2 separate regions of the Homo sapiens genome follow, and region 2 is linked to region 1. Evidence: chromatin loops called from intact Hi-C (ENCODE). Cell type or tissue: gastrocnemius medialis. All regions are shown on one strand. Each heading gives the region's core, and the rest is flanking DNA. Links, peaks and the distances in the headings are about the cores only.

Region 1 (16,697 bases), core at 5,694-13,693:
CTCGTCAGCTCCTCTCAGCCTCTGCCCCTCGCTGGGCACTGTGCCATCGCACCACCTGTCTGACCAAAGGCTCCCTGGCTGTTTCCTTTCAGGTCTCCAGAGATTTAAAGCCCAACTTTCTCAAGATACCCTTCCCCACCATCCACATCTGGAGAAAGAGAAGGGGCTTGAAGGCTTGGAGGAAAATGTGCCTCTAAAGGGAGAGAAACCTGGAGAAGGGGGTCCAGAGTCTCCTAAGAAGAGAAGAAGGGTGCTTCTCGGAGCGGGCATCCCACCAGTAAGCTCAGCTCCAGGAGACAGAGCCAGCAGGCAACAGTCGCCAGCCAACCAGCTCCCTCCACTGCTAACCCCGGTGGGGTGTCAGTAACCATCCCAGCACACACCCCAGCCCTGCCCACCCCACACAGGGCAATCGGCCCCAGCCCCCTCACACCTATCAGCCTCCTCCATGGCAACATGATGGAGTATTAGCCCCTAATTTTAGAGGTGTTAGGAGCTAAATTGTGTCCTCAAAATCCATACACTGAAGTCCTAACCCCCAGGACTTCAGAAGGTGACTGTATTTGTAGACAGGCTCTTTACAGAGGTAATTATGCTAAAATGAGGCCATCAGGGTGCCCCCTAATCCAATATGAAGAGCATCCTGCTAAGAGGAGGAGATCAGGACACAGACATGCACAGAGGGGAGCCCACGTGAGGACACAGGGAGAGGACAGCCACCTGCAGCCAGGAGAGAGGCCTGGAACAGACCCTTCCATCACAGCCCTCTGAAGGCACCCACCTCACCTCGCCAGCACCTTGATCTTGGACTTCTAGCCTCCAAACTGTGAGAAAATAAATGCCTGCTGTGGCTTAAATTTCTGTCTGTGGTATGTTGTGACAGCAGCCTTAGCAAATTAATATAAGTGGCAAAAAAAATCATAATTAGGGAAGCTGATGTTGATATAGGTTCTTATCTTAGTCCATTCAGGCAACTAGAATAAAATACTATAGATTAGGTGGCTTATAAACAACAGAAATTTATTTCTCACAGTCCTGGAGGCCGGGAAGTTCAAGATCAGGACACTGGCAAATTCAGTGTCGGATGAGGGCCCACTTTCTGGTTCATGGATGGCACCCTCTCACTGTGTCTTCACACAGTGGAGTGACAAATAAGCTCTCTGGGCCTCTTACATAAGGACACTCATCCCACTCATAAGGACTCTGCCCTCATGACCCAATCCCCTCCCCAAGACCCCACCTCTTAAATACCATCACATTGGAGTTTAAGTTCCAACATGTGAATTTTGGAGAGACACACACATTCAGTTTACAGCACTTTCTCCCTGTGAAATGCAGGTCCCTAAAGGAGGACAGTTCCCCAAGCTGTAGGGACACATCCCTCATATCCACGGCTAACAGGTGGGGTCTCTGAAGATTCCTCGAGACTCCTCCCTTTTAGAACAGCAGTCATTCATATCACCAAAGACCACTAGAACAAGGACTGGAGTGGGGTGGGGTCTTCCTTCTCTTTGCATCTAAGAGCACACTCCCTACAGCCTAAAGGAAGTCCTGGAGGACAGAGCCTCGCCCCTGCCCCAGGCCTGCCTCCCTCTTTGTCACTACTGCCTCCACACGGAGGCCAGAACAAGGCACCTACACTCCTGCAGCTGTCCCCTTAACGAGAGACGTCTTCTGGGATGCCAAGGAGCCTCCTAAAAATGCAGTCTTTGTCCCTCAAAACTTCCATCCCACCTCTTTAAATGCAGCAACTCCTAGATGTTGGGACTGCAGCTCACAAGGCTTAGAATCACCATTACTGCTCCCAGGAGTCCTGCCGCCAGCTCAGGAAGCAGTGTATGTGACCCTGTGCCTATGCTCAGCTTAGGTGGCATCAAGAGCTTCACTGCCCTGAGTTTTCCCACTTCAATTTGCACTCGTGCTAAATCAGAATGTTGAACCACAGGGAATAAAACCTAAAGAACTCTTCAAGTTGTATACATGGGAGTTCTCACCTGAATCCTGACATCATATCCACACTGTGTGTTCACAACTTTTTGCTGCAAGAAAAGCAGAAAAATTAGTTGCTTCTGGCGTCTCAAGAAGCTGGTGCTAAGAGGCTCTAGTAAAGTCACAACCAAACACTAGCAAACATTTGTGCAAATTCCATTACAGCTCATGTCCTTCAATCATGCCACCAACTAATCCTTCAGACCAGGACAGGGTGGCAAACTTTCTCTGTGAAGGGCTAGAGAGTGAGTACTTCAGACACAGACTCAATTCCGCTTTTGTTGCATGAGAGCCGGCACTGACAATCTGTAAACAAACAGGAATGGCTGTATTTCAAGAAAACTTTATGGACACTGAAATTTGAATTTCATATAATTTTCACGTACCACAAAATATTATTCTTCTTTTGATTTATTTCCAACCATTTAAAAACATCTGAATGCATTCTTAACTCACAGGTCATGGAAAAATAGCAAGCCAGATTTGGCCTGGGGGCCACAGTTTGCTAGGAGGTAAGACCTATACTTGGAGGTAAGAACTATATGTGCTAAAAGCAACACTTACAAGACTGGTACATTTCACAGTCGCAGTGGAGACCTCAGAAGAGCTGTGCAGCTTCAGCAAATCTGAGCCTCTCCTGGGCTGCAGAACTTGCCCATATAATAGTGGTGATGCTCTGCCTTCTCAAAGCCTGTAACCCAGGACCAGGCTTTGCATAACTGCACCGAGAGCTGGCAACTGGCCCAGTTCTACTCAGGCTCAGTTCAGGCAAAATTCAGAGCTCCTTCACAGTTCACCCCAAGAACCCAGCTTCTGGAACCCAAGGACGTTGGCCTTGGATTGGGAATGCCAATAGGTAAAGAAAGGACAGGACAGGCACAGCGGCCCACACCTGTAATCCCAGCACTTTGGGAGGCTAAGATGGGCAGATCGCTTTGAGCCCAGGAGTTTAAGACCAGCCGGGGCAACATGGTGAAACCCCATCTCTACAAAAAATACAAAAATTAGCCAGGTGTGGTGCTCAAGCCTGTGGTCCCAGCTACTTGGGAGGTTGAGGCTGGAGAATTGCTTGAGCCCGGGGAAGCAATGGTTGTACAGTGAGCTGAGATCGCACCACTGCACTCCAGCCTGAGTGACAGAGTGAGACACTGTCTCTAAAATAAAACCAAACAACAACAACAACAACAACAACAACAAACAGAAAATAATTAGCCGGGTGTGGTGGCGTGCACCTGTAATCCCAGCTACTCAGGAGGCTGAGGCAGGAGAATCGCTTGAACCCAGGAGACAGAGGTTCCAGTGAGCCAAGATCATGCCACTACACTCCAGCCTGGGCGACACAGCAAGACCCTGTCTCAAAAATAAAAGAAAGAGAAAAAGAAAGAAAATAATTCTCCACTACTGTTCCCCAGTTAATGATGTGTACCCACAGCCCCCGTGCACTGTTGAGTTCTAGGAATCTGCTCCAGAAAAAGGACAGGGAAGAGGGATAAGCGGGCCTTATTTCACTCATAGCTCTTGGCCAGCTGCAAGTGACAGCCCTCCAGGTAGAAATAATACTGTTTTTCTCCTGCCTCACCCAGAACACCAAGGCCAGGGTGGGTCATGCAAGCAGTGTTCCTAGAATGTACACATATCGGATTTCAGAGCTGAGGCAGCCTTGAGGAGGGTGTGGAGAAAGCACACCTGCTCCTCAGACCTCCATGACAGAGAAGTATCCTAGAGCACTGGAGGAGTCAGGAAAGCTTCTGGGCTTCAGGAAGGGCGGGCTCCCTGTGCCCCAGCACAAGCCAACTCACCGCAGGATCTGGCACGCAGCAGGAGAAGGGGACCCCGCACTTCTCTCGGCTGTAGCTGGCACCGCTGCAATTGAAGTAGACGTTGAGGTCCCAGTCTTCAGGGCCATATGCGCCACAGCACTGGTTCTGCAACCACAAAAGCCAGAACTGTTAGGGGCTCCAAGACAGGGCCATGGCTGCCCAGCATAGGGCATCATTCATAGTGATGCCAGGCTAAGTCTGCCGGCATCTACCATGCAGAGAAATCAAGGCCCGCCCCCTACCTCCCATGTGCAGAGATGCTAAGCTGGCAACCCAGGCAGCCCTTTAAGAAGAAAACAGCTAGGCGTAGTAGCTCAGGCCTGTAACCTCAGTGACTCGGGAGGTTGAGGTGGGAAGATGGTTTGAGCCCAGGAGTTGGAAACAAGTCTGGGCAACACAGCAAGACCCCCACCCCCAATCAGAAAGAAAGAAAGGAAAGAGAGAGAGAAAGAGAAAAGGAGAGAAAGAAAAAAGGGGAGAGAGAGAGAGAGAGAGAGAGAGAGAGAGAGAGAGAGAGAGAGAGAGAGAGAGAGAGAGGACCTGCCCTTTTGATGTGTTAAAGAAAATAATAACAAAAAGGAAATGGCAGTGAAGGTATCTCCGGGCCACGGTGCCTCCTCTGTCCAACCCACATGGCTGGCTCAGTGGAGCCCTCTGGCCCCACTGCCAGGCACAACATACCCAGCCCTGGCCCTCCTTAGCAGGGAGCTTGCTCTTCTTCCCAGCCTCCTCAAAGGAGACGCCTCCTTCCAGCCTCCTCAGACAGGAGAGTGGCGTCCTCTCCTTTGTGGCCCCCTCGGCACCTTGGTGTGGTCCTCTACTTGCCACAAGAGAACACTTCCTAGTGTGCAGTGTTCTTCCTCCCTGAGAAACTTGCAAGTGAATTCCCCTTTTCACCCCTTTACAAAAAACAGCTGCTAAGTGTCTGCTCCTGAGGAAAAGAGGTCCGATGAAGGTGAAAGGTAACACAATCAAAGCTCTGCCCCACACCTGGGGCCTCTGCCCTCCCCTTCCTCGCATCTGGTGTGGCTACAAAGAAAATCCTTATTTGACTAAAAAGTGTGTAAAATCCAAACACTGAAAGCATCATTGTGAAGTTGACAGTGTCTTTTCCCCTAAAAAACTTCTTTGCATTTGCCCTTACAGCTGACATGGTTATGGCAATAATCACAACAAATGACAACAGTGATTTCTGGTTGGTTATTTTGTTTTGCTTACTTCTCAGGTAAAATTGTCTCCCCCACACCTCCACGGTTCCACTTGCTTTAGTGATTACCTGAAATTTCACTCCAAGGAAGCTCTGTAATTTACTGAATCCCTCCCCTGGGAAGTTTTGTTTTGTTTTGTTTTAATTTATTTATTTTATCTTTTTTTTGAGACGGAGTCTTGCTCTGTTGACCAGGCTGGACTGCAGTGGCGTGATCTCGGCTCACTGCCAGTTCCGCCTCCCGGGTTCACACCATTCTCCTGCCTCAGCCTCCCGAGTAGCTGGGACTACAGGTGCCCACCGCCACACCCCACTAATTTTTTGTATTTTTAGTAGAGATGGGGTTTCACCATGTTAGCCAGGATGGTCTCGATCTCCTGACCTTGTGATCCACCCGCCTCAGCCTCCCAAAGTGCTGGGATTACAGGCGTGAGTCACCGCGCCCGGCCAGAAGTTTTATTTTTAAAAGAAAAAGAAGTCAATGCAGAAAACTATGTTTTTAAGGCAATGCAGGGATGAACCGCAACCTAGCATGCTGAGACCAGGCAAGCCAAGGCTACGTGAAAATGAAAAAAGGACGGTGGCACTGAACAGAAAAGAAAGGAGAGGCATCAAAACATGGCGGGGATTTGGTGACTTTCACAGACTAATACACATTAGTAATAACAATACAGGCAGGGTCTTTGGTCCCATAAATGGGTTTTGCTGGATCCCATAATACATGAAATAAAGGTGAACAAGTTTTGGTTAATAATGAGAGTGAATCATAGATTTTTAATGGTTTCTGATTTATTTTCTTCTCAAAACCAAAGTGTTCCACATGAAAAGTTCTTAAGGAAGCTGGGCTTTCTGTCAGCACACAGATCAAACAAGAGCCTTGCATTGCACAGGCTGACATGGCCAAGGAGTGGGTTCCTCCCCAGGGGGCTGTGACAGCTATGGTCCAAGCGTCCAGGTGCAGCCACACATGAGAGAGATAAGAGGGATGGGGACCAGATGGAGTAAAGGCCATAGCCTGGAACTGCTTAGACAAACCCCTGGGCACATATTCCAGGGAGGTCACATTCCACTAGATCTGACAAAGCTTCCTCCAGGCAGCCCTGGCTTCTTAAACAGGAAGGGGAAAAGGTCCCAGGGAGGAAGGGGAAAAGGTCCCGGGGAGGAAGGGGATAGGAATAGCGTCAGATGGTGAGTCATGAGCCGGGGGGAAGAAGCTGTGCCTTACGGTATGCAGCGCCTAAGGAGGATTGCAGCTGGTATGGCTATTGGGCAGGATTGGAAAGATCTGGGGCCGAAAGAGGAGGGCCGGGCACGTGGGGGGTGGGTGGCCTCGGGTACAGCTGGACTTGCCTGCCCAATCCCAATGGGAAAGGGCTGGCCCACCAGGCAACCACAAGCCGGCAAAGTGGAACAGACCAGAGGTGGAGTGGCTTGTTCCACGGCCTCCCTGCTGTCTGCCAAGCTGCAGGCAGACAACCCACAGAGAAGGCCTGATGCCCCTGCTAGACTCAGCTCCAGGCAGCACAGGGAGGTGCATGCTCTATCGGGGGCCCGCTGGGGAGGTGCTTACAGCTTTCTGAAGGGAGTCGATGAGGTTTTGCAGATCGATATCGTCCCGGTAGGACTTGATGTTGCTCTCGAAGAACTCCCGGAACCGGTCCCTCACCCAGTCCTGGAACAGGAAGGCCAGCACGGCCACAGCCAGCTCCAGGAAGAAGATGAGCACGATGGTGCCACAGAACTGCAGGGGAAGGGGACGGGAGCAGAAGTCACCACCCCACCAGCCTGCACCCCCACACACATAACCCCACCTGACCCAGAACCACCATCCTCAGCAGAGCGTGGGCTCTGCACCTGAGAGTCCCACATCGGGGCCCCAGAACCCCACACTTAGAGTTAGCTGGGTGACTCTGCACAACTTCGCTTCATCTGTAAAAAGGGGCTATTTATCCCTACCCATGTCACTGCATTGCTGATAACACTCAAATGCGTGAAAAAGTGTGAGAAAGCTCCAAGCCAATGTGTCAATCACTTGCTATGAAGCAGCCCTCCTCCCTGGACAAGGAGGAGACCCCTATCACAGGAATGAATGGCTGTCCTACCCCAGCAGTTCCACCTGGACCCTCCAGGGTGGCATCCTGGGGTGTCGGCTCCTTTAGGACAGACACTGTGCCCAAGACATTATCTGATGACTCCCCACTACACACACAAAACCATCGAGTGCCTACGTATCTGTTACCTCACTTTAGGGATGAGGAAACTATGGCTATGTCACGAGGTACATAGCTTGCCTGAGGTCACATAGTTCATGCAGGACATGTGAGTTCCCTGCAGGGCTCTTTACAATTCTGGAAGTGCCAATGTTATCTGTACCAACTCTGCATGAAAGTATATGATCGTCAGCATAAAGACCCCTCCAGAAGCTCAGCTGCCCCAGGCCACAAGCAGTGGTGGCATTCTGCAAGGGGCCAGTGCAGCCACAGGTCCACATCCCATCAGGGCAGACTCCCAGCCTGCAGTCTGCGCTCTCACAGACATTATCACTGGCCATATAAGACACTAAGCAGCTTGCCACAACCGGCCAATTTGGAGTAATCTTTCAAAGTAAGAAAAAGCATACACACGGCCGGGCGCGGTGGTTCACGCCTGTAATCCCAGCACTTTGGGAGGCCGAGGCGAGAGGATCACAAGGTCAGGAGATGGAGACCATCCTGGCTAACACGGTGAAACCCCGTCTCTACTAAAAATACAAAAAAAAATTAGCCAGGCATGGTAGCGGGCGCCTGTAGTCCCAGCTACTCGGGAGGCTGAGGCAGGAGAATGGTGTGAACCCGGGAGGCGGAGCTTGCAGTTAGCCGAGATCACGCCACTGCACTCCAGCCTGGGCAACAGAGCGAGACTCGGTATCAAAAAAAAAAAAAAGAAAAGAAAAGAAAAAGGAAACACACATATGCACACAAGGCCTGCCAAAACGTAATCTCTGTTCATATAAAAGCAAGATGCTAAACATAGCTTTTCTTTTTTTTTTCCAGAGAAAAAATTAGGACAAAAAGCCCATAGTTTTGCTTTTAAAATTATGTCCAAGAAAAAGAAAGCTTGATCTAATGAAGTCAACAAACAATATACTGCAAAATATGATAATGTGTTTTCCCCACCAGGTGTTATTTAACTGAATAAATCTAAACATGAATTTGTATCTAAATATAAAACTAAACTCTTAGTAATCTGCAGTTCTGCCAGGAAATTTGGGATTCTGACTTGTACATCCAACAGACTCACACATCCTTGGAGGAGGGAAATGATTTAAGGTTACTTGCAACATCTTTTGATCTTAGCCAGGAAGGGCAAAGGACAGTAGCAGACAAACAATTCTTTTAGAATTTCTGAAGGAAGATAAAAGGCAAAGGAGCGGGGAGTAGAGCTGGCCTATAGGCAGCTGGCTCCTCCCACCCAGGGCTAAAAACCAGAGGGTACCTAATTCTCCTGCTGGGAGGAACCAGCTTCTCTAGACAGTAGAGTGCAAATGGCTGCCTCCTGCTCCCAGGCAGGGGCCTAGGGGAGGCTCCTAAGAGCTGCCACCTGCTCTGACCAGGTAACATATAATCCTGCCCAGCAGAGCCTGTACCCCATTGCATCCTATCCCACTCTTGTCTCTGTGGCCACTCACAAAGTTGAGCAAGCAGATATTCTCCCGCAGAGCCCCCACGCAGCCGGCGAACCCCAGGGTGAACATCACCACGCCCACCATCAGGACCAGCACCACAGGGTCGATTCCATGCATCCGGGTCACTTTGGTGAGGTCGGACAGCACACCCTGAAAGAGACAGAGAAAGCAGGGCAGCACTGGCCCAGAAGGGGAGTCAAGGATGCTGCCCTGGGGGATGCAGGTGGTACTGAAAACAGGGACTTGCTTCCCCAGGCTCAGCCCTCTTGTTGACAGCCAGGCCAGAGTCCGGCCCCATCCATGCCCTTAGGGGCCCCTCCGACCAGGCGATCCCTGCCCACCTCAGGTCCCAGAAAGTGTTCCTGGCCTCCACCTACGCTACAAGTTCCTCCTAGGCAGCCACCAGGCTTCTTCTGCAGCCTGTGGGGTGCCTATTCCAGGCCTGGAGGGAAACGGGGCCCTGTGGCCTGTGGTCAAACTGGTCACCCAGGTGGCTGACCTTGTTAGTCCCCCAATTTGGCACCTAATTAATGAAGAACACTACTCTTCTGAGATGAAAACAGCCTCAATATGAACACTCTAGTAGAAAACACGCCCAAGGGCAGGCCAAAGCAATGCTGTCCATAGAAGTTTCTACACCAATGGAGGTGTTTTAGACTATACCCCCACTGTCTGGCCACAGGTATCGTGGAGCACTTGAAATGTGGCTAATGAGACAGAAGGACTGAATTTTAATTTATATTCAATTTCAATTTAAATATAAACACAGTCACACAATGGGCAGAGCAGTTCCATAGGGTTTGTAAAACGCCAAGGGGGAAGCTAAGCCCTGGAGACTGAGTCATGTAGCATGTTTGCAATTCTGTTTCTTAGATTATGGTTGAACTAAGGGACCGGAGAGACCACAGCCCCCCTTCCAGTCACTGATCTCTGTTATAGTTTAACTGCTTCCTTCATTGTTCTTTACTAACTCAGATCAGATATCATCTAAGACCCAGGGACAATTACATCTTCAGTGTGGAATGTTAAACATACCTTTCCTGAAAGAAAAAGACCGCCTCAACTAATCAGAACATTGTGACTAAGCATCAAGACATACATAGGTGTCTGGGCATGGCGGCTCACGTCTGTAATCCCAGCACTTTGGGAGGCCGAGGAGGGCAGATCACTTGAGGCCAGGAGCTCAAGACCTGCCTGGCCAACATGGCAAAACCCCATCTCTACCTAAAAATACAAAAATTAGCCAGGCATGGTGGCACATGCCTGTAATCCCAGCTATTTGGGAGGGTGAGGCACAAGAATCTCTTGAACCAGGGAGGCGGAGGTTGCAGTGAGCCAAGATCCAGCCACTGCGCTCCGGCCTGGGCAACAGAGTCTCTGTCTGGCTTTGGCTGGATAAATGATCCCAAGCTCCTACATTTCGAACAGGAAGGCTGACTTCCATTCTTTGGAATTTGTGCTTCCTGGGTAGGCCTGTCCTCAACATGTGTGCTTGAATAAACTCTCTCTAAACTAGGTTCTGGCCTTTTCACTTATTTTAGATCGACAGATTCAAAGGAATTGTAGTAGCCAGCTCCACACTCAGGGCCACACCCAGTTAGGCGGCTGCAGTCCCAGGGGAAGCCACACGGTGGTGCTGTGAGGCACAGATTGAACCTGCTTCTGGGTCACTGGGGCAAAGGGACATCGTACCCCAGCTCTTGCCCTTTAGGGGTTCACAGGCCACTTGGAAGGTGCCCAAACCTGAAGGTGGGCCTTATCCAGTCCCTAAGACCATGGCAGGAAAGCCTGTAGACCTAGGTTCTCCTGCCTCCTCCTGCTGGAAGCAAAGGGAGGTTCCACTGAAGGAAGAAGGCCTAGGCTCAAGACACTAGAGGAAGCTTTATTCCTGGCTCTTTCTGGCCAGGCCTGCTCCACCTTACTGCTTCCCTCCCCTCCCCTCTTCCCTCCCTGGCCTTTTTCAGCCCTCACTGCCTCCCCAGCACCCCTGCCACAGGGCAACAAGCAGCAGCACAGCCCCACCCTGCCCATATCCAGTCTCATCCCCTTCCTGGAGCCGCAACTGCACCATGTCCTTCCCGACAGTAGGAGCCAGGTCTCCACTCCTCCCCTCTCCTCCTGAGGCTGGGCAAGGAGGCCCAGAGGTGCTTAAAGGCCCACCCCTGCCCCACAGGGCACCCTGGGGGCATGTCACCCAGCCCCGCTCCCTGCTGCCTGCTCTTTCTCATCCTGGAGGATAAGGGCTTCCACAATAAGCATGCCTGTATTCAGGGACCTGCCCGCTTGCTCCCAGAGGCACAGACAGGGTCAGGAAGCTGGATTGCCCAAGCCTGCTCTGGGCACAGCTGCATACAAGAGCTGAGCTCTCCACATCCACAGGGCTCAAAACCCAACCAGCCCAGCCCATACCTCCAGCAGCCAATACTATCATGTGGGCAGAGTACGCAAGAGCTGTGTCTGTAAAGATTGACAATTATACACCTTGACACTGCACAAGAAATGCTTGTTGTCAGGGAACAGATTGGAGGAGGGAAAATGAAGTCCAACGAATCTGGTTTTGGCTGCCTGAAGCTCAGTGTCCTGCGACAGTTACACCTACCTTTTCGCTCCATGCCCACAGCCCGACTCCAAGGAAGACAACTCCAGCCAACTAAGCGGGGCAGAGGAAAGAGAGAAGGAAGTTAGGTTGGAAACCAGCACTGTGAACATGCTTCACAGAGCAAAGTCCACACTGCCAGGTAGGGCATGCTCCTAGCTCACATCCCACATGGCCCCTCAGGCCCCGCAGATGACAGATAACCTGAACCTACCTTCCTGAATATCTGGACAAACTCCTTCAACCTCAGATGACCCTATGCCCCAGGGAAGGAAGAGGAAAAGATCTCAGAGCGGACTCCACCCTGGAGAGACTATGGGTCACAGACATCAGGCTGTGCTGCTTCTTCCCCTTTCTGCAACCCTGAACTCATTTCAGTGCACTATCTGGTGTATACGAAGACATCACCCCTTGGGAGGGCTGACCCAGGTCCCCTCAGAGGTTCCCAACACAGGATGAGACTGCATAGGACCAGGCACCACCACAGGGTGAGGACAGGGGGAAACAGCCCAGCATCTCTGCCACACACCCCAGCTCTCCAGCCCTGGAGATAGACTCCAGGCACAGATAAGCAGCTATCCAGTGGCCCAGGCCATTCACTGGCCAGGGCTGAGCCTCCTCCCTACTGTTAACTACAATGAGCAGGGGGCGCATCTATGCTCAGGAAAGGCTGGGCTTTTAGCTAGAGAATGAAAATAGGCTTGCTCTAAGCAATGAGCTCGCCCCAGAGGAGCACCACCCCCAACCCCAACTTCCCACCTGCAGGAACCCATACCCCATGTGCACCACAACAGAAAGGCGCCCACCCAAATACATCACACAGGTTCCTGAACCAGGGAGGGCTTTTCCATATACAACAAAACACAACGTGGGCTCTGTTAATAAAGCTGCCTCCTGTTTTTCTGTGACTACTTTACACCACACTGGCATTTCACTGCCATTTATCACCATCTCACGATAAATAACAGGACCACGCTTCTCTATGACTACCGGTGATCTCAAGCCTTGAGCCACTTCTACCTATTTTACTCAGTAACTAGCCCCAGGGGCTAGAATGGAAAGAAAGGGCTCAAGGAAAGCCCCAGGAAGTCTCATCCAACCTGAAAGTGATCTGTGATCCAACCTCTTCTGGATCACAGATCACTTTCAGAAAATGCACACATGCCCAGTATTTTGCATGAAATTTTAGAGGGGTCACAGCTTCCCACTGCTGGCTCCCACAATGGTCTGTGAACACTAAGTAAAGAACCCCCACCAAGAACCAATCCCTCCATTTTACAAAAGCAGAGCACTGGGGCCCAGGGAGGGCCAAGACCAAAATGTCAGGCAGTGGGGAGAAGGGCTGAATCACAAGTCTCAGTTCATTCATTCACTCCTCACTCATTCATTCAACAAATATTCACGGAGTACATCCCGAGTGCCAGATACCGTCTCAAGTACTGGATACAGCACCAAGCCAAGGGGGTAGAGCCCTTTCTACCATATCACACCACACCCTTTTCCCGCTTCTCAGTCCTCCCCCTGAACTGACTAGCTGGGAAGGGTTTTCCTGATAGAATGCATGACCGCTTCCTTTCCCTCCCCAGGTGTCTTACACTGGCATGCTGAGCAACCTGAAGGTGACTGGTCACCACCTGCCGAATCCTGCAGGCTCCATCCCCACCCATCTTATTCAAGGCCCCCAGGGACCTGCCTCCCTCTTGCCAAAGCTGGAGGCCAAGACTTTTCCTCATGGTATCTGACCTCATTGGTCACAGCTGGTCATTCTCTCCTCCTCCAACCATTCCACTGACACACCCTGCTTCGGGGACCCCAAGCATATGCCCCTGACTGCCTTCCTCCCTGCTCTTCCTCCTCCTCCTCCTTCAGACCCCTCTAGATGCTGGTGGGCCTCACTCACAGTCCTAGCTCCTTCACCCTGCCCTGAGCCCTCTCGATGATCTCATAATTCACAAGGCTTAAATACCATCTAAACATTGCTGAGTGACACACTCAGATGTCCAGTCCTGGCCATGCCCCCGGTCAAATACCCTAATGTCTACTTTACTTGTCCTCCTAAGACAGCTAACGATATTTTACTCTTACTGTGCCCCACTACGCAGCCTTGGTCCCCCAACCCCAACCGAGCTCCCCCCAACTCTTCTCCGTCTCATTCAGTGGCACCACCGTCCACCCAGCAAGTGTAAGAGAGAAAACCCAGACCCCAGGCTTGGTGCCTTCTTTCTCTTTTGCCCTACACTCAACCCAGAGGACCCTCTGCTGGTTCTGCCTCCAAATACACAGTGCATTCGACCAGCTTTCCTCCAGTGTCTCTGCTCCCACCTGCCCCGGCTCCACCCACTCGAGTCTGGATCCCACGGGGCTCCTCACTGGTCCAAGCAACAAGACTGACCCTTCAAAAATACAGAGCTGGGAACTCCCCTCCTCGAAACTCTGCAGTGACTTCCCACGCAGACCTAGAAGAAAATGCACGGTCTCTCCCATGGCCCCCAAGGGCCTCTGCAGCCAGGCTTCACACACATCTCCCACGGCATCTCCTTCCCACCTCCCTGCTCCAACGCCACTCCCTGGGCCACCCTGACATTCTTGTTTCTTGAAGTCATCAAAATCACCCCTGCCTCAGAGCCTGGACACTGTTCCCTCAGCCGGCAATGCTCTTCCTCCATATCCATTCCTGGCTCCTCCCTCACTGCGTTCAAGGCCTCCTTTTACCACCCTGAGTGGAACTGCTCCCCATCCTCCATGTGTGACCTCCTCTGTTGATTTTCTTCGCGGCACTGATCCCAGACCACAGGGGCTGTCTCTCTATTGTGTCTCCCCAGCTAAGCCCTTCTGAGGCCAGAGATGTTACCTGTTTTGTTCAGAGTTGCAGCCCAACAACGAGGAGGGCTTGGCCCTCAGTAGGCACAGAGCAGGCATGAGTGACTCCCCAGGATTCAAGACCAGGACAGTGCTTGCCTGGGTCCTTCTAGCTACCCCCAGGCACACTTCTGGGTGTGATTCAATCCAAAGGCATTCAGAGCAAATGTGGGCCAAGAAAAGCTCAGCCTGGCCCAGGTGCATGGGTCAAGCTCTATACAGGGGCATTTGCCTATGGTCAGAGCAGAACAAGCCCAGAGGCCGATGCCCCATCCAGCATTCCCAACAGACATTCCAGCCCCTGCCTAACAGCTTTCCATGACAGTCCGCTCATCCTGTGGGGCCACATGGGACAGGTGAGAAAAGTCTACCTTAAGGACACTCAACAAAACCACTGCTGGAGCTCCCCTCTCTCCTCCACACTGCACTTCACAGCTCACCCCTTCTCTCACCTTGACTACTAAGTCTGACTTCTAAGGGTATTGTTTCCCACATTAATACCAGCCTCAGGCTGAGAACAGTGGCTCACAGCAATTTGGGAGGCTGAGGCAGGAGGATTGCTTGAGCCCAGGCGTTCAAGACCAGCCTGGGCAACATAGCAAGACCCCCATCTCTTAAAAAAAAAAAAAAAAAAAAGGTTTTCTAAAAAAATTAGCTGTAAAAAAAAAAATGCCTGTATTCCCAGCTACCAGGGAGGCCGAGGTGGGAGGACTGCTTGAACTTGGGAGGTCAAGGGTGAGATTGCACCACTGCACTCCAGCCTGGGTGGTAACAGAGTAAGACCAGGTCTCCCAAAAAAAAAGAAAAAAAAAAAAAACAGCGTCAGTTCCATCTATATTAATAGGTTTCTGTGAATTCACGCTGAGGTGCTGTTTTAGTTGTTTTGTTCTCCTAGGTGACTAAATAGTGACTAAATAGATACAATAGGAAGAGGTGACTGGTTTCACAAAAGGAATTTTGGTCTGCACAAGTTCTCAAAAAAGACCCTCGACCTCAAGAGCAGTTCATATCCCCACCCTCAGGGGCACAGTGCCCATGCAAAGGTAGGCCTGCTCCTGCTCACCTCTGTTCCAATCGCCCCTTCCCCACATGCAGGGCCGCTGTAGGGCCGCTTACCGCTCTGCATATGGCCCACAGACCACACCCTCCCTCGCTTGCTGTTCTTCTCAAGGCCCCCAGGGAAAGCCCTGGCTGACTCTGTGTTTACTGGGGAAGCCAGCTCCCCACCACTGCGTGCAGTTCTCTTTCTCTCAGCTCTAAGAATAAGGACTTGGCCAGGCGTGGTAGCTCATGCCTGAAATCTCGGCACTTTGGGAGGCCGAGTGCTGGGAGGCCCAGCACTTTGGGAGGCGGATCACCTGAGGTCAAGAGTTTGAGACCGGCCTCACCAACATGGAGAAACCCCATCTCTACTAAAAATAAAAAATTAGCCGAGCGTGGTGGCACATGCCTATAATCCCAGCTACTCAGGAGGCTGAGGCAAGAGAATCACTTGAACCTGGGAGGTGGAGGTTGCGGTGAGCCAAGATCACGCCATTGCACTCCAGCCTGGGCAGCAAGAGCAAAACTTCGTCTCAAAAAAAAAAAAAAAAAAAAAAAAAAAAAAAAGAATAAGGCCTTGTGTTGTTTTCATTCTGTTTTAAAGGAAGAACTAAAGTTAACTCACACCGGAAAGACAGGAACTTGGGGATCACATGTCAGATCATGGGTTCAATGAACAGTGGCCCAGGGCAGGAACTCTGAGTACCAACAAACCTGGTTTCAGAGACCAGGAGATTGAGGGAGGACTAGACAGGGGAAGTGATCTGCCTGAGAGCTCACATAACGGTCCCATGAATGAACTGGGTCATTGGCCCGCTTCACCCCACGGAACCCTTCCCTGGAACTCTGCAGCAGATGGTCCATGGGGCCAGGCCAGGTAAGCCCTGGCTGCTGTGAGCCCTGGCTGCCAATCTTCTGGGAGTGAGGGTTCAGCTGAGTGCCCTCCAGCCTCAAGTGACCTTCTTTGTCTCCCTCCCATGACCTAATTGAATTACCTACTGAAGAACGGGGCCCAGCTCCGGCCCAGCTTGAGGAGAGGCCAGCCTCCTCTGCTGGACCAGCGAGCACCTAAACTGCTATGGTCACTGTGAATAGCTGCCCTTTCCTGGGAGCTGTGCGCTGCATTAAATACTTAATGGACCTAAGGCTATCCCTCCATATCCCATAACTCTGGCTCAATTACCCTCATTTTTCACATGGGAAAGCTCAAATGTAGAGCAATTTGGTCCTTTGCCCAAGGTCACACGGCTAGCTGGTGGCAGACTTAAGAACCAAACCTGGATGCCTCTGACCCTGGCAACACAGTATCTTACCACCCACAGAGCAGCTGCCTTCCACACACGGGCACTCACACAAGAGCCCGGGGATGTAGGAATTCCACAGGGGGGCTTTGGGGTTGTGCAGCTCTACAGCCAAATGACCCACACTGTCAGGCAGTGAGACCACGCTGTGTCCCAACCAGGGCAGGTGGACAAGGCAGCAGGGCCTCTTTGTGGGTCACTGTGAAGATTAAATATTGAC
Region 2 (16,697 bases), core at 3,956-11,955, 120 kb after region 1:
GTTGCTGATTTTTACTGGACGCAGATTTTTAAATTTTTTTTTATTTTTAGACAGAGTCTCCCTTTGCTGCCCAGACTAGAGTGCAGTGGTGCGATCTGGGATCACTGCAACCTCCGCCTCCCAGGCTCAAGGGATTCTCTTGCTTTAGTCTCTGGAGTAGGTGGGGCTACAGACGTGCACCACCACAGCTAATTTTTTTTGTATTTTTGATAGAGATGGGGTTTCACCATGTTGGCCAGGCTGGTCTCAAACTCCTGGGCTCAAGTGATCTGCCCGCCTTGGTCTCCCAAAGTGTTGGGATTACAGGCGTGAGCCACCGTGCTCAGCCTGGAACAAATATATATATCCATGAGAACAAGTCAAGTGCCATCTTGGGTCTTTTTTTGAACTTTTCTCCTGGATCAGAGACAGGCACCTTGGGTCTTGAAGATGACAGAAGCCCAAAGTGTTGAAAAAGAATGGTAAAATGAGCACACCTAGCACCTGGAAAGACCTTTCTAAGCCCGGGGTCTGCAGTCACATTCCCAGTAGACACTACTTTATCTCAGATTAGAATTTTTCTGGTCTCCAGGTTGGGTTGTTTGTTGGCCTGGGTCTGCATGCAACTTTCTGCTCAGGCTTAAGGAGATTCTACTACAAGCTTGGAGGCCTCCAAAACACTCTCGATGCAGAGTTTTAGTGTCACTGAATGCAAAGCTCTTTGCTAGTTACTCAAGGTGACCTGCCCTGACCCTAATCTCCTTTTCCTATCGTTTCTCATTGGAAACTAACATTGCTTAGTGGTTAAAGCTTGGACTTCAGTCAGGGTTGAATTCTGCTTTAGGCTTTATCTCCGTAGCCTTAGGTAATCATTGATCTTACTGAGCCTCAGCTTTCTTTTAAGAAAAACGGGGAGATGGCGGGGCGCGGTGGCTCACTCCTGTAATCCCAGCACTTTGGGAGGCCGAGGTGGGTGGATCACGAGGTCAGGAGATTGAGACCATCCTGGCTAACACGGTGAAACCCCATCTCTACTAAAAATACAAAAAAAAAAAAAAAAAAATTAGCCAGGCGTGGTGGCGGGCGCATGTAGTCCCAGCTACTCGGGAGGCTGAGGCAGGAGAAAGACGTGAACCCGGGAGGCAGAGCTTGCAGTGAGCCGAGATTGCACCACTGCACTTCAGCCTGGGTGACAGAGTGAGACTCTGTCTAAAAAAAAAAAAAAGAAAAAGAAAAATGGGAAGATAACAGTATCCAGTCTGTGAGGGTTTGATGAGTTAATGCCTTCCAGATCTTAGTCTAGAACCTGATACACTTTTAAAGCACTTGGAAACTTGAGCCATTGTCACTGGCAGAGATGCCCTCTGCTCCAGCAGAATAGGCTCACTTATCAGATCTAGAGGTGGTCTGTTGTTCCAGCCTCTGTCTCTGCCTTGCTTTGCTCTTCCCCTTTCCTGGAGAATCTTCCCCAAATCCTACTGAGATCCAGCTCAATGCCAACCTCTTTTTAAAGGCTTCACTGACCTTCTCCGCTAGAAAGTATCTGTGTGGAGATTGATTTGTACATGTCTGGGTAATAATGTAATTGTGAGGAAACTGCTAAGGATGGGTTTGTTGAATGTGCTCTTGTGGGTGGTCATGGAATGCAGGAGGCCACAAGACCTGACATAGGTGCTTTGGCTTCCTCTGGGGCATCCTGGAAAGTTCTCTGATAAGATTCCACAAATTCTGTTTTCACAGGAAGTCTGAGACCTCAGGGAGGTACCTTCATGACCCATTATTGGCCACTGCAAGTCTTGAAGACGGACATACCCTTACAAAAGGCATAAGGATATTGCATGGATCTTCCTACTGGGCTGTAGGCTGTGCTCCAATTTACTAGTAAATGGAACTCTGGGTAGTAGGGTCCTCTTCTCTTTGCACCATCCTGAGTCCATGGGCTTGACCTCTACCCCTCCATCTCCTGCCTGTGTAAGATCCAAAAGTCCAGCCTAATTCTCCTTTCCTACATCCACAGCAAATGCTCCTGCCTTGGATTATTTTAGGACTGTGATTCCTCTCCTGGAGCATGATGCCAATCAGACTTGTGTAATTATTTAGTATATGATTTGCTCTTTTATTGGATTAGAGGCTTCTTTAGGGCAGGGATTATATTGGACTAATTTCTCTTTCATGTGAAGAACCAAGCATAGGACCTAGCTCATGCTTAGTACTCAGTGGCTAGGTACTAAATGGTTATAACTATTAACTTAATTGTTATAATAGTTAATTGTTGTAATAGTTAAGACTGTAACTACCAATGACCACATGCTCATGATCTGCCTTGTACCATGCTAAGTGCTTTACATACATTATCTGCCAGCCTTACATCAGTTCTGTAAGGAAAGCATTACTATCCTCTTAAAGAGGAGAACTGGAGGCTTAAAGAGATTAGTGACTTGGTCAAGGTCGTAGAGCAAGGAAAAGGTAGAGTTGGAGTTTTAATTCAGTCTCCATCCGAATGAAGAGATGTGTGGGTGGCCATGTGAAACACATACGGAGCATCACTGCATTTGCGCAATTTCCACCTCAAATCTGAACCTGGTCATGCAAGCCTGAAGACAGCTGGCTTCCCCGAGACAGCCTAGCCCAGCATCATAATGTGGGCTGCTGTCAGTTAGACCCAGTCTGGGGCTGCCAAATTAATGAGCCCCTAGACTATCCAAGATGATCTGCACAGTGGCTTCTGTTCTTTCCCTGGCTTCATCTTTATAGCTGTCCTCAGTGAGATGAGCACTGAAGAAGAATTAAATAAGGCCATGAGCACATCAACAATGAGAATGGTCAATATCACCTATGCTGAGGCTTTACCTGGGGCCAGAGGCCAGGATTTGTCCAGAAAATTTGTACCTTTAGGGTGCCAGCAAGGTGGAGAACTTGTCCTTGTCTGCACCCTATTTCATCTGACTTGCTCTAAACCCTTCATCAGAACCTGAACCAGAGCTGAGGTTCACATGGATAATCTCTCCCTTGAGGCAGAGTTAACTCTCTTCGGCCTACAGACAGCAAAGGAGAATGATATTCAATGGAAAAATTCAATGTTCTCAGGCTACTCAAAACTTCCTGTTAAAAAAGAAAAAAACTATGCAAAAAAAACTTCCTGTGATTTGTCTATGATTTCTTATTTTAAGGATGAAAAAAATAAAACCCAGGGAGAGTAAGCACTTCCCCAAAGTCACCAGCAATCTCCTGCTAGAGCCAGGCTACTGCTGAGGTCTCCTGGCTCCCTGCCCAGAGCTCTAGTCACCATAACACACTTGCTTAGCTTTAAACTCAATTTGCTTATTTGAGGCAAAACTAAAAGAAGACACAATTTCTTTTTGTTGTTATTGTTTTTGAGACACAGTCTTGCTCTGTTGCCCAGGCTGGAGTGCAGTGGCACGATCTTGGCTCCCTGCAACCTCTCTCTCCTGGGTTCAAGCAATTCTCCTGTCTCAGCCCCTCGAGTAGCTGGAGTTACAGGCATGCGCCACCACACCCAGCTAATTTTTGTATTTTTTTTTTTAGTAGAGATGAGGTTTCGCCATGTTGGTCAGACTGGTCTTGAGCTCCTGACCTCAGGTGATCTGCCCACCTTGGCCTTCCAAAGTGCTGGGATTACAGGCATGAGCCACCGTGCCCAGCCAGAAGGCACAATTTCAAAGTCTCTGAATATATTTGAGCATTTCCATAGACAGATGGCTCCTCCAGCCTCTCCCTTTGCATTACGAGTTTGAGGCTGCTTGGTGGAATGAAGAAAGGATTGACTTTGAAGCCGGCTGGGCCCTTTCAAAGCCTTGGGCTTTGACTCTTGGCAAAATCACTTTCTCTCTCTAGCCCTAGGACTGTTGTCTGTAAAATGGTACCATTACCTGCCTGGCAGGGCTGTTGTGTTCCTGCTTATTTTTGGAGCTCAATTCTAATGTCACTTTCAGTGTTCCCTGACCTTCTATCTAAAGTGGTCTCTCTAGAGGACTTCTGATTTCAATTCTGATATATGAAAAGGTTAGAAGCGCTCTCATCCTTACAAGAAAAATACGGGAAACTGGAAAATCAATGACTTTCTCTGGATCTATCAGAAAACTGGGTTTGGAGGCCAAATCTCCATCTGGGTTCTGGAGAGAAAGGCTCTTCCAAGAAGTCCAGCTGAGATCTCCTTACCTGGAGCAGAAGCCAGCTCAGTGATGCCTCAGAACGGATGGTCCGAACTTACAATGGTTCAACTTACAATTTTTTGATTTTATAATGGTGTGAAAATGACACACATTCAGTAGAAACCATACTTTGAATTTTGATCTTTTCTAGGGCCAGTGATATGTGGCACAATGCTCTCTTGCAGTGCTGGGCTAATGTAAGTGTTCTGAACATACTTAAAGTAGTGTAGGCTAAGTTGTGATGTTTGGTAGATTAGATGTATAAAATACATCTTCAACTTACGATATTTTCAACTGATGATGGGTTTATTGGGACATAACGGCATCATGAGTCCAGAAGCATCTGTAGTAATTCTGATGAATTACTGCAGGTAGTGTGTGGATTAGTGTGAGAAGGACAAACATCTACAGCTGCAGTCTTAGTGGTGGCCCCCACACTTTTTTTTTTTCCTCTGAGACGGAGTCTTGCTCTGTCACCCAGGCTGGAGTGCAGTGGCGCGATCTCGGCTCACTGCAAGCTCCGCCTCCCGGGTTCACGCCATTCTCCTGCCTCAGCCTCCTGAGTAGCTGGGACTACAGGCGCCTGCCACCAGACCCAGCTAATTCTTTGTATTTTTAGTAGAGACGGAGTTTCACCATGTTAGCCAGGATGGTCTCGATCTCCTGACCTCGTGATCGCCCCGCCTCGGCCTCCCAAAGTGCTGGGATTACAGGCATGAGCCACCGCGCCCGGCTGGCCCCCACACTTTCATGGACTTTATTTTCAAGAAACACACAAGGTACCGCTGGTGAAGACTTGAGGAAGTTCCCCTTATGGTTTAGTGGTTCTTGAAGTGGAGAAGAAGAGTAATGCCCGTGAAATATGCCCAGAATATTTTACATAACAGAGATCTAATCTTCAGAGGAAAAGACTCTGGCAGAGGCTGATCTCAGTTGGGAAAAGAACATTCATTCCACTCAGTTGGGAAAAGAACATTCTAACATTCCATAACGTTAGAAGAAACATTAGTTTCCTCTAACCTTTCTGTCTCACTTAAGGGGGAAAAACATAGTCAACAGGAATCAAGACTTCAGGAAAATAAGCTAGAAGTGTTGCAGCCAGGGGAGTATGGAGAAATACTTGAGAAAGTCATGCCAGCATTATCTTACTAGCCAAACTAAATAAAGACTAAATAAAGACTTTACAAGAAAGGAAAACTATAGCCAATATAGCCAACTATAGCCCAATATCTTTTATGAACATAGACACAAAAGTCCTCCACAAAAAAGTAGCAAATAGAATGAATGCTTTCTCTATAGTATCTGGATCAAGGCAAGGATATCCTTCTCATCACTCCTATTCGACATTATACTGAAAGTCCTAGCTACTGCAATAAGAAAGAAAAAGAAAATAAAATGAATACATATTTAAATTGGAGAGACAAACTGTCTTTATTTGCAGATGACATGATTGTCTATGAAAAAAATCTTGAAGAATCTACCAAACACAAAAACAAAAAAACTCTTGAAACTAATAAGTGAGTACAGCAAGGTGAATATACAAAAGATTGCTTTTTTATATACCAGCCATGTACAAATGGAATTTGAAATAAAAAATTCCATTTATAATTGCACCAAAAATACTTAAGTATAAAAATCTAACAAAATATGTATAGGATCTACATGTGCAAAAGTACAAAATACTGATGAACTAAGTCAAAGATGGTTTAAATAAATGGAGACCTATTTCCGTCTCATGGATTAAAACAGTAACAAGCCAGGCACTGTGGCTTTTGGCTGTAATCCCAGCTACTCAGGAGTCTGAAGTGGGAGGATTACTTGAGGCCAGGAGTTCGAGACCAGCCTGGGTAACATAGTGAGACTCCGTATCTAAGAAATTGAAAAATTAGCTGGGTGTGGTGGCTCATGCCTGGAGTCCCAACTACTCGGGAGGCTGAGGCAGGAGAATCTGTTGAGCCCAGGAGTTTGAGGCTGCAGTGAGCTATGATCATACCGCTGCACTCCAGCTAGGGCAACAGAACAAGACCCTGTCTCTGAAAAAAGAAAGAAGGCCTGGTGCAATGGCTCATGCCTGTAATCCCAAACTTTTGGGAGGCCAAAGTGGGAGGATTGCTTGAAGCCAGGAATTGGAGACCAGGCTGTGAAACAATGTGAGACTCCATCTCTAAAAAATTGAAAAATTAGCCAGTCGTAGTTCCAACTACTCAGGAGGCTGAGGTGGGAGGATCACTTGAAGCCGAGAGTTTGAGGCTTCAGTCAACTATGATCGTACTACTGCACTCCAGCCTGGGCCTTGTATCAAAAAAAAAAAAAAAAAGGGAACAAAGAAAGACTCAATATTATTAAAATATTAATTATTCCCAACTTGAACTATAGATTCAATGCAATCCCAATCAGAATCCCAGAAAGCTATTTTGTAGATATCAACAAATAGATTCTAAAGTTTATATGAAAGGAAAAGACTTCAAATAACCAACACAACACTGAAGAAGAAAAAAGTTGAAGTAGTAATACCACCAATTTCTTTTTTTTTTCTTTTTTCTTTTTTTTTTTTTTGTTTTGAGGCAGAGTCTTGCTCTGTAGCCCAGGCTGGAGTGCAGTGGCGTGATCTCAGCTCACTGCAAGCTCCGCCTCCCAGGTTCACGCCATTCTCCTGCCTCAGCCTCCCATAATACCACCAATTTCAAGGATTACATGAAGCTATAGTAATCAAGACAGTGTGGTATTGGTTAAATAGATATATAGGTCACAAAAATATGGTCGACTGATCCTTGACAAATGCACAAAGGCCATTCACTGCAGAAAGGATGATCTTTTCTTTTCTTTCTTTCTTTTTTTTTTTTTTTTTGAGATGGAGTCTTGCTCTGTCACCCAGGCTGGAGTGCGGTGGCACGATCTCGGCTCACTGCAAACTCCGCCTCCCAGGTTGACGCCATTCTCCTGCCTCAGCCTCCTGAGTAGCTGGGACTACAGGCGCCTGCCACCACGCCCGGCTAATTTTTTGTATTTTTAGTAGAGATGGGGTTTCACCGTGTTAGCCAGGATGGTCTCGATCTCCTGACCTCCTGATCCGCCCGCCTCAGCCTCCCAAAGTGCTGGGATTACAGGCGTGAGCCACCACGCCCGGCCTGATCTTTTCAACAAATAGTGGTAAACAATTGGATGCACAGATGTAAAAAATGAACCTAAATACACACCTTGCACCTTTCACAAAAATTAACTCAAAATGAATATAGACCTAACCGTGAAACAATGTGGCTTCTCCCTGTGGCCCTTTATTTTCTTCATAGTACTTACCACACTCTGGACTTATTTTCATATAGTACTTCAAATTTATTTGTTCTATTGCTTATTATCTCTCTTTCCAGCTACTCTGTAAGCTCCAGAGGGATGGCTGTGTCTGGTAAGTGCTCAATACATAACCATTATTATTTTCAAGTTGCCCCTTGGTTTACTTAGACTATCTTAGCATAATTATTGAGAAATATGGAGGCCAAAGCAGGGGTGATTTACACAAGATTAAGTACTAAGTAAATCCCCATAAAAAGAAACACAAAAAGGAAACATTTCTACAGGTTATGGAAGATCTGATTGTCTAGGCTGACTCTTTGTATAAGCAGAAACATGGACCTGACCTCAGGATCCCTGCTGAAAGTCCTGCTGCAATTAATAACCATCCATTTCAAATGGTAGTTACCAGGGGCTGGGATGGGAGTGGAGGTTGGGAAGATGTTGGTCAATGGATATAAAATTTCAGTTAGATTGGAGAATAAATTCAGAGATTTGTTGTACAACGTGGTGACTAAAGTTAAAAACAATGTATTGTACACTTGAAAATGGTTAACATTTTTAGTGTGCATGCCACAAAAAATGATAAGTATGTTAGGTAATGCACATGTTAAACATATTGTACATTATATATATATATATACATATACGTATAGTTTTTATTTGTCAATTTAAAAAACAAGCAAAAGGCCAGGTGTAGTGGCTCACACCTGTAATCTCAGCACTTTGGGAGGCCGAGGTGAGTGGATCACCTGAGGTCAGGAGTTCGAGATCAGCCTGACTAACAAGGTGAAACCCCTTCTCTACTAAAAATACAAAAATTTGCCGGGCGTGGTGGCGGGTGCCTGTAATCTCAGCTACTCAGGAGGCTGAGGCAGGAGAATCACTTGAATCCAGGGGGTGGAGGTTCCAGTGAGCCGAGATCACGCCATTGCACTCCAGCCTGGGCAACAGAGTGAGAATCTGCCCCAAAACAAAAAAACAAAAACAAACAAAAAAAACTACCTATTTCAGATGAAAATTTGTGAAGTGCTGGTGCCACCACATGGCTGTGGGAGGAAAACCAGCTGGGGCTTTTGTTAATGCAGAGAAAAAAACAGTAGAGGTGGCAGGAAATTGTCCCTTAGCAGCGACAACTACAACTTTAAAATTACACAGGTCTAGCACAGCAACAACAATCATGACAGCAGCAGCAGCCAATGCTGATGCCATCGGGAGTCCCTGTGGTCCAGGCATGCTAATTCTATGTGCTCTATGTGAATTATCTCATTTAAGTGTCACAGGGAGTAGTGGAAGTTGGAGATGGATGTTCATGGGTGGGAGAACCAGAGACTGACTTCCTGAGTTTGAGATGCGTGATGAAGGTCTATGCCTGGAAGGAAAGTCAGAAGCATTTAGCTAATGACTGTTATATTCGTGATCATAATATAGCCATGAGCAATGGTAATGGTAATTACAATAATGAACCCGAGGGCAATTTTATGACAAGAGAACAGTTTCAATAGGTTCTCCTTCCTGCATTTGAGTAGAGTAATAGTTTATTTAGAATTATATTCAGTTAGATAATCAGATAAACCGAAGAATGTGGTAGTGTCTCTCATTTCCCTCCAGGAGACTGACTTTCCCATCAAATTGTAGATACAGAAGCTGCAAATGTGAGCCTCACAAATACCAGCAGGTTTAAGAGACCAAGGAGAGAAAAAAAAAAAGAAACACAAAAGTGTTACTTTTAATACATTTACTCTGCCCAGCATATGAATGCAACCCCAAGATTTGCAGTCACCTAACAATCTCAACAACCAGAGAGGTCAATTTTCCTCCTAGAGTGAGGACAGGTAGAGAAAATAACCAGAGAGTTCCCTCCATTACTCTTCCATCCTGGAGGCTGGCAAGGAAGAATCCTGTTGAAACACAAAAACTATTAGATGGGACTCTAGCACACCATGTTAACAGTCACGATGAAAGCCAGAGTGACAAATATACATTTCCTACTTTTGAAAATGAAGAAGTTGAGCTGTCCAGATTCATATTGATAAGTTTTGCTTAAAAAATTAATTTTTCCCAAATGAAAAAACATATTTTTATTTTATATGGGATTCATGATCTTTATAAAAAATTTTATGATACAGAAAAGCATGACAAAATACAAATTCAATAGTAATCCTGTCCTCAAATGACCATCTTTCCAGATAGTTCTCTGTGGATAGACACACCAGTACACACAAACACACACCCTGATATTATAAATTTGTATCTTTCTACATTATTGCTTTTAATGGATACATAATGGCCATAGTGGAACATTTCCATGATGAATCCCAGTAATGTCGTTTGTTCTATCTACCTACCTATCTGATTTGTGTAAGAAATTAAGCGCAGACATACCTCATTGTATTGTGTTTTGCTTTGCTCTGTTTTGCAGATACTGCATTTTGTTTAAATATTAAAGGTCTGGCCGGGCACAGTGGCTCATGCCCGTAATCCTAGCAATTTGGGAGGCTGAGGCAGGCGGATTGTCTGAGCTCAGGAGTTCAAGACCAGCCTGGCCAACATGGTGAAACCTTGTCTCTACTAAAAATACAAAAAATTAGCCAGGCGTGATGGTGCATGCCTGTAATCCCAGCTACTCGGGAGGCTGAGGCACGAGAATTGCTTGAACCCAGAGGTGGAGGTTGCAGTGAGCCGAGATCATGCCACTGTACTCCAGCCTGGGCAACACAGCAAGACTCTGTCTCAAAAAAAAAAAAAAATTAGCAGGGTGTGGTAGCGCATGCCTGTAATCCCAGCTACTAGGGAGGCTGAGGCAACAGAATCACTTGAACTTGGCAGGCAGAGGTTGCAGTGAGCTGAGATAGCACCACTGCATTCCAGCCTGGGCGACAGAGTGAGACTCCACCTCAATAAAATAAATAAATAAATAAATAAATAAATAAATAAATAAATAAATATTAAGGTCTGTGGCAACCCTGTGTTGTGCAAATCTATGGGTGCCATTTTTTTCCAACAGCATGTGCCCACTTTGTGTCTCTGTGTTATATTTTGATAATTCCCACAATATTTCAGACTCGTTCATTATTATTATATCTGTTATAGGAATCTACAATCAGTGATCTCTGATGTTACTTTGTAATTATCTACAATTACACCCATATAAGATGGTGAACTCAACCAATAAATACTGTGTGTGTGACGGTGAACTCAATCAACAAATACTGTGTATGTTCTGACTGCTCCACCAACACACCATTCCTTCATCTCTCTCCCTCTCCTCATGCCTTCCTATTCCCCAAGACACAACAATATTGAAATTAGGCCAATTAATAACTGTACAATGGCCTCTAAATGTTCAAGTGAAAAGAAGAGTCACGTGTTTCTCACTTTAAGTCAAGAGCTAGTTATGGGCTGGGCATGGTGACTCACGCTTGTAATCCCAGCACTTTGGGAGGCCAAGGCAGGCAGATCACTTGAGGCCAGGAGTTCGAGACTAGCCTGACCAACATGGTGAAACCCTGTGGCTACTAAACATATAAAAATTAGCTGGACGTGGTGGTGCCTGTAGTCCCAGCTACTCAGGAGGCTGAGGCACAAGAATTGCTTGCTTGAACCTGGGAGGTGGAGGTTGCAGTGAGCTGAGATCACCCCACTGCACTCTAGCCTGGGCCACAGAGCGAGACCCTGTCTCAAAAAAAAAAAAAAAAAAGTAGTAATGGTTAGGCTTAGTGAGGAAGGCATGTCGAAAGCCAAGACAGGCCGAAAGCTACGCCTCTTGTGCCAAACAGCCAAGTTGTGAATGCAAAGGAAAGTTTATGGAAGGAAAGTAAAAGTGCTGCTCCAGTAAACACACAAATGATAAGAAAGCGAATATGGAGAAAGCTTTAGTGGTCTGGATGGAAGATCAAACCAACCACAATATTCCCTTAAGCCAAAGCCTAGTCCAGAGCAAGGCTCTACCTCTCTTCAATTCTGTAAAGGCTGAGAGAGATGAATAAGCTGCAGAAGAAAAGTTTGAAGCTAGCAGAGGCTGGTTTATGGAAAGAGGCCATCTCCATAACATAAAAGTGCAGAGTGAAGCAGCAAGTGCTGATATAGAAGCTGCAGCAAGCTATCCAGAAAATAATTGAAAATAATTATCCTGGGATAATTGATGATGGTGGCTACACTAAACAACAGATTTTCAATGTAGATGAAATAGCCTTCTATAAGAAGAAGATGCCGTCCAAGACTTTCATGGCTACGGAGGAGAAGTCAATGCCTGGCTTCAAAGCTTCAAAGGACAGGCTGACTCTCTTGTTAGAGTCTAATGCATCTGGTGATGTTAAGTTGAAGCCAACACTCATTTATCATTCTGAAAATCCTAGGGGCCTTAAGAATGATGCTAGATCTACTCTGCCTGTGTTTATCAGTGGAACAACAAAGCCTGGATAGCACATCTGTTTATAGCATGGTTTGCTGAATGTTTTAAGCCCACTTTTGAGACATACCGCTCAGATGAAAAGATTTCTTTCTTTTTTTTCTTTTTTTGAGACTGAGTTTCACTCTTGTTGCCCAGGCTGGAGTGCAATGGCACCATCCTGGCTCACTACAACCTCCGCCTCCCGGGTTCAAATGATTCTCCTTACTCAGTCTCCTGAGTAGCTGGGATTATAGGCATGTGCCACCATGCCCAGCTAATATTTTTGTATTTTTACTAGAGACAGGGTTTCACCATGGTCTCGAACTCCTGGTCAGGCTGGTCTCGAACTCCTGACCTCAGGTGATCCACCCACTTCAGTCTCTCAAAGTGCTGGTATTACAGGTGTGAGCCACTGTACCCAGCCAAAAAGATTTATTTCAAAATATTACTGCTCACTGACAATGCCTCTCATCACCTGAGAGCGCTGGTGAAAATGTATAAGGAGGTAAATGTTGTTTCTACGCCTGCTAACACAACATCCATTCTGTAGCCCATGGATCAAGGAGTAATTTTGACTTTCAAGTCTTATTATTTAAGAAATACATTTTGTAAGGCTATAGCTTCCATGGATAGTGATTCCTCTTATAGATCCAAGCAAAGTAAATTAAAAACCTCTGGAAAGTTTTCGCCATTCTACATGCCATCCAGAACATTTATGATTCATGAACATTGTGATCACTGTTGAAATGACAACAAAGATTTTCACTATTCCACAAACTTAGTTGATAAAGCAGTGGCAGTGTTCGAAAGGATTGACTCCAATTTTGAAAGAAGTTCTACTGTGGATGAAATGTGGCAAACTTCACTGTTCTCTTAAGAAATTGCCATAGCCACCCCAGCCTTCAGCAACTACCACCCTGATCAGTCAGCAACCATCAATGTTAAGGCAAGACCCACCACCAGCAAAAAGATTTACAATTCGGAGAAGATTCACATGATTGTTAGCATTTTTTAGCAAAAAAAGTATTTTAAAATTACATATGCATATTTTTTTGAAGACATAATGCTATTGCACGCTTAATAGACTACAATATAGCATAAACATAATTTTTACATGCACTGGGAAACCAAAAACTGTGCGTGACTGGCTTTATTGCCTTATTTGCTTCATTGCAGTGAACTTGCAGTATCTCCGAGGTATGACTGTACCAAATCAAAGCACTCTTTTTGTAATCAGCCCTCAAAATTGTCAGTCCATGTTTGTGCGTTCTTGCTTTTGTTCTGGGAGGTTGTTTTAGGAAATGTTTAGATCTTTGTTTTAAGAAAAGGTCAGATGCTAAGCAGATTGGAAGCTGGGGTAGAAAACCACAAGATTCTGAAGTTCATTCTGCCAGTAATATAAAAGGAAACCCTTAGAGGCAATGTCAGCAGGCAGGGCTTAGTAAAGTTCACCGAACTTGGAGCTCCTCCCCTGCATATCTGTCCCTCATCTCTCTGATACTGCTCCCTAGCGGTGAGGGCGGATGGTCGAGGTTGGTCCCAGCAACCTCCTGGTATGTCAATGTTTTCCTTCTCCCTTAGGTACTTAAAGGATACTATTTAGGCAGGAGGAAAAGATACCTTTAAAAAGAGAAGCTTGCTTTCTAGTCATGTAGATGCTGAGTCTAATAAAAGTTTCGATTTTTTACTTTTTATTTTTTTTGAGACAGAGTCTCGCTCTGTTGCCTAGGCTGCAGTGCAGTGGCATGATCTTGGCTCACTGCAACCCCCACCTCCGGGATTCAAGCAACTCTCCTGCTTCAGCCTCCTGAGTAGCTGGGACTACAGGCGTGCGCCACCATGCCCAGTTAATTTTTGGATTTTTTGTAGAGACAGGGCTTCACCATGTTGGCCAGGCTGATTTCAAACTCCCGCCTCAGCCTCCCAAAGTGCTGGGATTACAGGCGTGAGCCACTGCACCTGGTCCATCAGTTTTTTATTCTTGTTTTGTCTCCATTCTTCATTGAGCGAAGGGGCTATACCCTCTCATTTATTCTTTAGATAGCTTTGTTGCCAACTGCTTTTTTGTCTGGAGTTTCTAAAGTTTGATGCATATTTAGACCTGATACTTTGTTATAGTTTTGAATGACAATATGTTGAAAAGTAGCTCCTTAGATAGTTTTGCCATCATTCTTCATGTCTAAAGAATATTATTAGTTGGATGTGGTGGTGTGCACCTGCAGTCCTCAGCTACTTGGAGGATCTGAGGTGGGAAGATCACTTGAGCCGAGGAGGTTGAGGCGGCAGTAAGCCTCGATCACCTACTGCACTCCAGCCTGTCTCTAAAAAAATTAAGAATATCACTTCCCTATAGTGGAAAAATTATAGTTAAATATAGAATAACCACTTTCAGGAAGGAATTTGGTTTAATTCCAGGCAGAGCAACTCAATTTTTACTAAGAGCCTCTAGGGAACTTGTCTCTTGTGATGAAACTTGTGAAGTGTGGCTAGATAATTTTATTCCTTCTCCGTGGTACCTGTTCACTCACTGGCTTCAACTCCAGAGAGGTCATTTCTGCCAGAGAGAAAACACAGCACATTTCTTCCTCATGGGCTGCAGGCATATGGCTTTATGAACTCAGTGTCCACTCAGCCTTGCTCCAAACTGCTCCTGATTCCAAAGACATTTTGTCTTGGCTGTCTTTCTCTAAAGATTTTCTTCCTTTGGATAGCGTCTGCCAGGGAACTTCACTGAGTTGCATCCTCTCCATAGATTTTCTGACAGCATTTGCTGGGGAAAATTGCCCTGGCTCAAAGTATTCATTACTTATTCCTCTCCTAAATAATTGCTTGGAAGATTTTTATCCTGATGAATCTTATACTTGAAACTTTTAATCTCCAGATGGCATTATTTGACTAGATATACATACTATTATTTTTGGTGACATATGCTGGGAATTTTGTTCTTTATTTAGGAGCTTTACTCGTGGCGATGAGGATTCTTTTGACATTTTGTTTTGAAGGGATCTGGCAATGGATACAACATGACTGAAGACATGTTCTTCAGAATATTTTCCTATGGAATCACTCTGGTAGGCTTGGCTACTCCCGAAGAGTAATCCTAAGAAACTGCGCCCTGGGGCTTGCCCTTATACATTGGTTTAATTCCTCCTGATTTCAAGATTTGCTTAGTTTTATCATTTCTCATTGAGTCAACATCCTTCAGAATTCGCTTCATTTGAGGTTTCATTCTGAACATCTTGATCTATGGGTATTATTTTTCTGTATAAACATCTGCTCTGGCCAATCCATTTGGTGGAAATTTCTCTTTCTAAGGCCATTTTCTCAGTAATTACGTTCTAAATGTGGTACTGGACATATCTCTTCCAGACCAGAGTTTTTGCGAATTTTCTCTCTGGATTTCTCTGTGAATTTGACTCAAATGCTCCTGAAGAGCCTTGTAGAGAACCATGTTTTGTTCAACCCCTCCATTCTTCACAGTAACCCCCTGAAAGGGCTGCTTGGGAAATTGGGTCCCAGTCACATTTGCCTATTGATAGAAAATGCATTGATGTCACCTAGGGAAATTTTTTTTTTTTAGACAGTCTCACTCTGTCGCCCAGGCTGGAGTGCAGTGGCGCAATCTCGGCTCACTGCAAGCTCCGCCTCCTGGGTTCACGTCATTCTCCTGCCTCAGCCTCCCGAGTAGCTGGGACTACAGGCGCCCGCCACCACACCCGGCTAATTTTTTTGTATTTTTAGTAGAGACAGGGTTTCACGTGTTAACCAGGATGGTCTCGATCTCCTGACCTCATGATCCGCCTGCCTTGGCCTCCCAAAGTACTGGGATTACAGGTGTGAGCCACTGCGCCTGGCCGCCCAATCATCTTTTCAAAAATGAGCTTTAAGGCCTGGCATGGGGGCTCACGCCTATAATCCCAGCACTTTAAGAGGCCTAGGTGGGCAGATCATTTGAGGTCAGGAGTTCGAGACCAGACTGACTAACATGGTGAAACCCTGTCTCTACTAAAAATACAAAAAAAAATAGCTGGGCATGGTGGCGGATGCCTGTAGTCCAAGCTACTCAGGAGGCTGAGGCAGGAGAATCACTTGAACCCGGGAGGTGGAGGTTGCAGTGAGCTGAGATCATGCCACTGCATTCCAGCCTGGGCAACAGAGCGAGACTCCATCTCAAAACAAATAAATAAAATAAAATAAAATAAAAATGAGCTATATTTAAAAAAGCATTTCTTTTTGAAGAGCCTTGTCTTCAATATCTTTGTCCAAGGATCTCAGACTTCCGAGAGACCCTCCTGGGATAATTATTTTGTGGCCAATTTCATTCATGAAATCTCTTTCTTTAGCAATTTCTTTATTTATATTTGGAGACAGAGTCTGGCTCTGTTGGGTGTGATCTTGGCTCACTGCAACCTCTGCCTCCTGGGTTCAAGAGATTCTTGTGCCTCAGCCTCCTGAGTAGCTGGGATTACAAGTGTGCGCTAGCATGCCCAGCTAATTTTTTGTATTTTAGTAGAGACAGGGTTTCACCTTGTTACCCAGGCTGGTCTCCTGAGCTCAGGCAATCTGCCCACCTTGGCTTCTCAAAGTGCCAGGATTATAGGCATGAGCCACCACGCCCAGCCAGCAATTTATTTTTGAGGGAATTTTATAAACACTGATTTTATGCACTGATGGTGACAATTAGGAACATAGAGGAATTTTTCCCTAGCTAACATATCTTATGAAATTGATTTCTATTCTCTAGTAAGAAGTAACTTGGCAAATTAAAAAGAAGCAAACAAAAAGAAACCTTAATTTCTTTTCTTTTTCTTTTTTTTTTTTTTGAGACAGGGTCTCGCTCTGTCACCCAGGCTGGAGTGCAGTGG

The links. Peaks named below come from ENCODE experiments on the same cell type or tissue, not always from the same donor. Only the 100,000 strongest peaks of a DNase experiment are listed, where the experiment ranks them.
Region 2: a loop joins it to region 1, with 11 times the contacts of the local background. A loop is called at or near these places in 80 of 110 quality-filtered maps.

Annotation. Positions count from the first base shown.
Region 1 is chr10:80,499,361-80,516,057 of GRCh38, reverse strand. It overlaps TSPAN14 (tetraspanin 14), which reads right to left. Exons shown (of 9, transcript NM_030927.4): 3 at 11,280-11,330; 4 at 8,684-8,830; 5 at 6,587-6,757; 6 at 3,789-3,914; 7 at 1,995-2,039. Among named protein-coding and RNA genes, the nearest start is that of TSPAN14-AS1, 28 kb to the left of the region's middle. RefSeq lists a silencer at 15,931-16,225. In gastrocnemius medialis, for the core only: a CTCF peak has its summit at 10,309; DNase peaks (open chromatin) are centred at 6,171, 10,312 and 11,641; H3K27ac peaks cover 7,918 bases.
Region 2 is chr10:80,375,013-80,391,709 of GRCh38, reverse strand. No RefSeq gene overlaps it. Among named protein-coding and RNA genes, the nearest start is that of PRXL2A, 25 kb to the left of the region's middle. In gastrocnemius medialis, for the core only: a CTCF peak has its summit at 8,501; no DNase peak of the experiment used is centred there; H3K27ac peaks cover 986 bases.